Linked DNA regions of Homo sapiens: region 1 is linked to region 2. A link is an interaction called in ENCODE POLR2A ChIA-PET data of the cell type or tissue named here. Cell type or tissue: GM12878. All regions are shown on one strand. Region 1 has its middle 29 kb from the start of EMID1. Region 2 overlaps PITPNB (phosphatidylinositol transfer protein beta).

Region 1 (2,500 bases), 1.3 Mb before region 2:
AGTATTATAATTTTTTTTTTTTTGAGACAGGATCTTACTCTGTTGCCCAGGCTGGAGTGCAGTGGCACGATCTCAGCTCACTGCAACCTCCGCCTCCTGGGCTCAAGCCATCCTCTCATCTCAGCCTCCCATGTAGCTGGGACCACAAGCACAAGCCACTATGCCTGGCTAATTTTAAAAAATTTTTTTGTAGAGATGGGGTTTTGCCATGTTGCCCAGGCTGGTCTTGAACTCCTGGGCTCAAGCTACCCACCTGCCCTGGCCTCCCAAAGTGCTGGGATTACAGGCATAAGCCACTGCACCTGCCCCAGAATTATAATCTTATGGGATCACTATTGTATATGTGGTCCATCATTGACGGAAATGTCATTATGTAGCAAATGACTATTACATATTCAGAGACAACTTCTGGTATAGTGGTGTGAGGAGCTCCACCTACCCTCTGCCCAGAGAAATAACTATAACTGGTAAATATTATATGAAAAAACAACCATTTAAAGTCTCTGGAAATTGTCCTGAGGTCACACAGCAAATGAAACATTTATTCAAGAAAATCGGCTGGGGCCGGGCGCAGTGGCTCACACCTGTAATCCCAGCACTTTGGGAGGCTCAGGCAGGCGGATCATGAGGTCAGGAGATTGAGACCATCCTGGCGAACATGGTGAAACCCCGTCTCTACTAAAAATACAAAAAAATTAGCCAGGCGTGGTAGTGGGTGCCTGTAGTCCCAGCTACTCGGGAGGCTGAGGCAGGAGAACGGTGTGAACCCGGGAGGTGGAGCTTGCAGTGAGCAGAGATCGTGCCATTGCACTCCAGCCTGGGCAACAGAGTGAGACTCCATCTCAAAAAAAAAAAAAAAAAAAGAAAGAAAGAAAAAAAAGAAAATCGGCCTGGCGCAGTGGCTCACGCCTGTAATTCCAGCACTTTGGGAGGCTGAGGCAGGCGGATCATGAGGTCAGGAGTTCGAGACGAGCCTGGCGAATGTGGTGAAACCCGGTCTCTATTAAAAATACAAAAAAATTAGCCGGGCATAGTGGCACGCGCTTGTAGTCCCAACTACTCGGGAGGCTGAGGCAGAAGAATCGCTTGAACCCAGGAGGCAGAGGTGGCAGTGAGCCGAGATCACCCCACTGCACTCCAGCCTGGGCAACAGAGCAAGACTGTCTCAAAAAAAAAAAAAAAAAAAAAAAAGAAGAAGAAAAAAGAATCTATTTAATCTCAGAACAGTAGAACAGTGAGAGCCTGTGGCATTTGAGCCATGGCCCATTCTCTCCCTTCCCCGTCCCCCCAGCTCAGCGAGATGGATGTTCTACTCCAGGTGGATGCAGCCAAGAACACAGGTCTCCCTCTCCTCAGTCTCAGCTGGGGAGCTAGAGTATCTCCCTAGGAAGGGCAGGACATCAGCATTTCTCATCCACCACGTCCTGTGTTGTAGATACTCCATTCTAGGCAAGAGTGGCTGAGAGTTCTGGGGTTCTCCTCCTCTACCCAGCCCCACTCTGTAAGGTGGAAGCTCTACCTTAGGTGCAGCAGGCCAAAAAAATGCCTGGTTGCATTTGCCCCAGCTCATTCATAGGGTAGAGGTTCCATAACATAAGTAGCAAGCCAAGAAGATCAGAAGCTACTGCCCCATCCAGCAGCCTGTTCATAAAGCACGTGTGTTATTCTCTGAGAAGGGGGCCCATTCTCCCTACCTCCAGAGCAGTTGTGCAGAGGTTTTGCCCAGAAAGTGGCAGGCTGTAAGAACAGAGGGATCTTAAGGGAACTGACTTCCTTTGGAACTGAGTGTGGAGGAGTTCCAGCTTAAGGGGAAAAGCAATGGAGATTTTGATGGTAAGCAATTTTGGTGGCAAGCAATTATGAGGAGGCTAGTAGCTTGTCAGATTAACAAACTAAACTATAGAGTAGCTACTGAGAAGAACGCTCCTGGAGTTGTAACAAACCTCAAAGACTGGCCTCAAAGAGTACCTTTGCAAAAGGGCCTGAATTTAATTGAATCACATGTGGAGCAATTTCTACCCCAGGGCACTGTTGAAAACAATAGAGCAATTAGTTATCAATGGAGGATAATAGCTGGGTACGATTCCAACAAAGCCAGACAGCTTGACAGAGAAATCATAAAAAGAGACAAAGAGACCCCTGCTAAAACCACTGTCACCTAGGGTGACCCCGGTCATGCCCAAGGCTGCTTTCTCTGAGGAGTAAAATCAGAAGCTGCATACTTAGGAGAAATAGACTTCGCTAAAATAGTCCAGCTAAGTCACTAAACAAATAAGCAAACAAAAAAGAGCCCCAGAATGTGAGAGTTCAGTGTTTAGAGTGCTACAGTATATTCTCTAAAATGTCCAGTGGTTAACAACCATTTATGAGACATGAAAAAAAAAAAGCAGGAAAGTGTGACCAGACATAAGAAAAAGAAAAGCAGGCAACAGAAACTACCTTTAATCTTCAGAGTATGCAAATTCAGTAAAAAAGAAAAATAAATAAAAAAAGAAAGAAA
Region 2 (2,500 bases):
AGAAGCCAGTCAAGAAACTGAGATGTCCACCACAGACCCAGCTGTAGGAAGAGGTTGGGGGTGCTGCAGAATCGATAGTTCTGATTTTGTTCCCAGCCACAGTAGTTGCTCTGGCCAGCATTAACAGTCCAGTGTCATCATCTACCTGTAGTGTCAAAACTGGGATGGGTATGTTTTATTCTTTGAATGTGATTATCCATATATCAAAATGCTTAAATTATTTAAAAAACTGTTGAAAGATTTGTTATTGGAGACAGCTGTCCAGTAACCAGTCAGAATGGATTGCTAGTCCAGGACTTTTATTATTTCTTATTATGTAGTTATTTAGCCCAAGGTAAAAGTTTAAAGCAAAGGAAACCAAACTGAAAACAGTGTCTTAAAGAAGCATTTTTCTACTTTTACGCAAAAGCACAGTGAGTCTAATTGATTTCTGTCCTGTGTTTTGGTAGCTGCGAAGAGCTATTCTGGCACGGTTAAAGAATATTCTCTGGTTTTCTTCTCTGCCTCTGACTTTGTTTTGCTTTGCAGGACTACAAAGCTGATGAAGACCCAGCATTATTCCAGTCAGTCAAGACCAAGAGAGGCCCTTTGGGACCCAACTGGAAGGTACTGGATGCTGACCTTTCTGACAGGCAGAGTCTTGGCAACAGAACACTTGACAGGTCCTGAGTCTTGAAGAGCTGGTGACGTTTAAGTGAAAAATAGAAATGGCACAAAAATAGTTTTATTTGCGATAAGGACTTACAGCCAGTTGCAGTTGGCCAGCAAATCTGTGCTGCATTAACAAACAGAACAGAGCCAGACTGTCACTTTCAGCATAATGCAGCTCCAATAACTCTTAAAAGAGACAAGTGATTTAGTCTTTGGGGATTCTAATGTTCTCTTTTGAGACCTGAAGCAGTATAAAAATCCATTTTAAATGAAGGTTTATAGTTTAAATTTAGTCTTATTAAAAACTGAACAAGCTCCCTTCACCCAAGCTCATATTCCTGGACTTTTAATAGTTATATTTTTGGAAAGCAGGACACGAGTGAGCAATTTTTGTGGCAAGCAGTTTTTGTTTTTGTTTTGTTTTTGAGACAGAGTTTCACTCTTGTTGCCCAGGCTGGGGTGCAGTGGTGCAATCTGGGCTCACTGCAGCCTCTGCCTCCTGGGTTGAAGTGATTGTCCTGCCTCAGCCTCCCGGGTAACTGGGATTACAGGCATGCGCCACCATGCCTGGCTAATTTTGTATTTTTAGTGGAGACGGGGTTTCTCCATGTTGGTCAGGCTGGTCTCGAACTCCCGACCTCAGGTGATCCACCCGCCCTGGCCTCCCAAAGTGTTGGGATTACAGGCATGAGCCACTGCGCCCAGCCAGTAGTTGTTTTTAAATAAAGTGCACACCCTTACTTTATTCATGGAAGTAAGGTAATGTCAAGGTAATAATTTAAATTGCTATAGAAATATAATGCATTTTAAAGACATCTACTAAACTAAATGACAGATCCTTAAAGAAGTCTTAATGTGTTATTGGCAAGTTACTACAGCTAATTTGACAAGAGAAGAGCATAAAAACTTAAACATGCCCAGAGCAGATTTTCCACTCCCAGGGTCTTACTTGGTAACCAGTCTGTCTGTGCTGAAGCCAGTTACAGGTCATCGATAAGTGATGTCTAGGTACTAGTTGCATGCAGATAAGAGGATTACTGTTACAGCCCCACAGAGAACTCATTGAGTGGTTCTCCCTGGGTGTTAGACTGTTTTGTGGACTGTCTTGTGCATCAACTAAAAGGAAAAATGAATTTGACTTTGGTTTATAAGAAATGATTCATAACTATATTATTTTCACATTTGTTCTCTGGGTAGAGTTTAGTTCAGAATTCTCCCAGTTTTAATACTTAGCATGTTAGGCCAATCTTGCATTATTACAAAGAACCTGAGAATGGGTATTATATATAAAGAGGCTTGGGCCAGGTGCAGTGGCTCACGCCTGTAATCCCAGTACTTTGGGAGGCTGAGGTGGGTGGATCACTTGAGGTCAGGAGTTCAATACCAGCCTGGGCAACATGTTGAAACCCCATCTCTACTAAAAATCCAAAAATTAGCTGGGCACGATGGTGCTTGCGTGTAATCCCAGCTACTCAGGAGGCTGAGGCAGGAGAATCACTTGAACCCGGGAGGTAGAGGTTGCAGTGAGCTAAGATTGCACCATTGCACTCCAACCTGGGCGACAGAGTGAGACTCCGTCCCAAAAAAAAAAAAAAAAAAAAAAAAAAAAAACCAGGCTTAATTGGCTCACGGTTCTGCACACTGTATAGGAAGCATAGTGCTGGTATCTGCTTTTGGGGAGGCTTCAGAAAGCTTACAGTCATGGTAGGCAAAGGAGAAGCAGGCGTCTCACATGGTGGAAGTGGGGCAGGGGAAGTGTGCCATGCACTTTTATACAGCCAGATCTCGTGTGAACTCAGAGTGAGAGCTCACTTATCACCAAGGGGATGGCCCAAGCTATTCATGAAGG

The links. ChIA-PET counts read pairs that join two places held together with the same protein. Peaks named below come from ENCODE experiments on the same cell type or tissue, not always from the same donor. Only the 100,000 strongest peaks of a DNase experiment are listed, where the experiment ranks them.
Region 1: POLR2A ChIA-PET joins it to region 2 with 6 read pairs; 2 of 35 experiments call an interaction of 5 or more read pairs at or near these places.

The regions. Positions count from the first base shown.
Region 1 is chr22:29,175,878-29,178,377 of GRCh38, reverse strand. No RefSeq gene overlaps it. Among named protein-coding and RNA genes, the nearest start is that of EMID1, 29 kb to the left of the region's middle. In GM12878, no CTCF peak of the experiment used is centred here; no DNase peak of the experiment used is centred here.
Region 2 is chr22:27,871,844-27,874,343 of GRCh38, reverse strand. It overlaps PITPNB (phosphatidylinositol transfer protein beta), which reads left to right. Exons shown (of 12, transcript NM_012399.5): 8 at 529-606. Among named protein-coding and RNA genes, the nearest start is that of PITPNB, 46 kb to the left of the region's middle. In GM12878, no CTCF peak of the experiment used is centred here; no DNase peak of the experiment used is centred here; H3K27ac peaks cover 460 bases.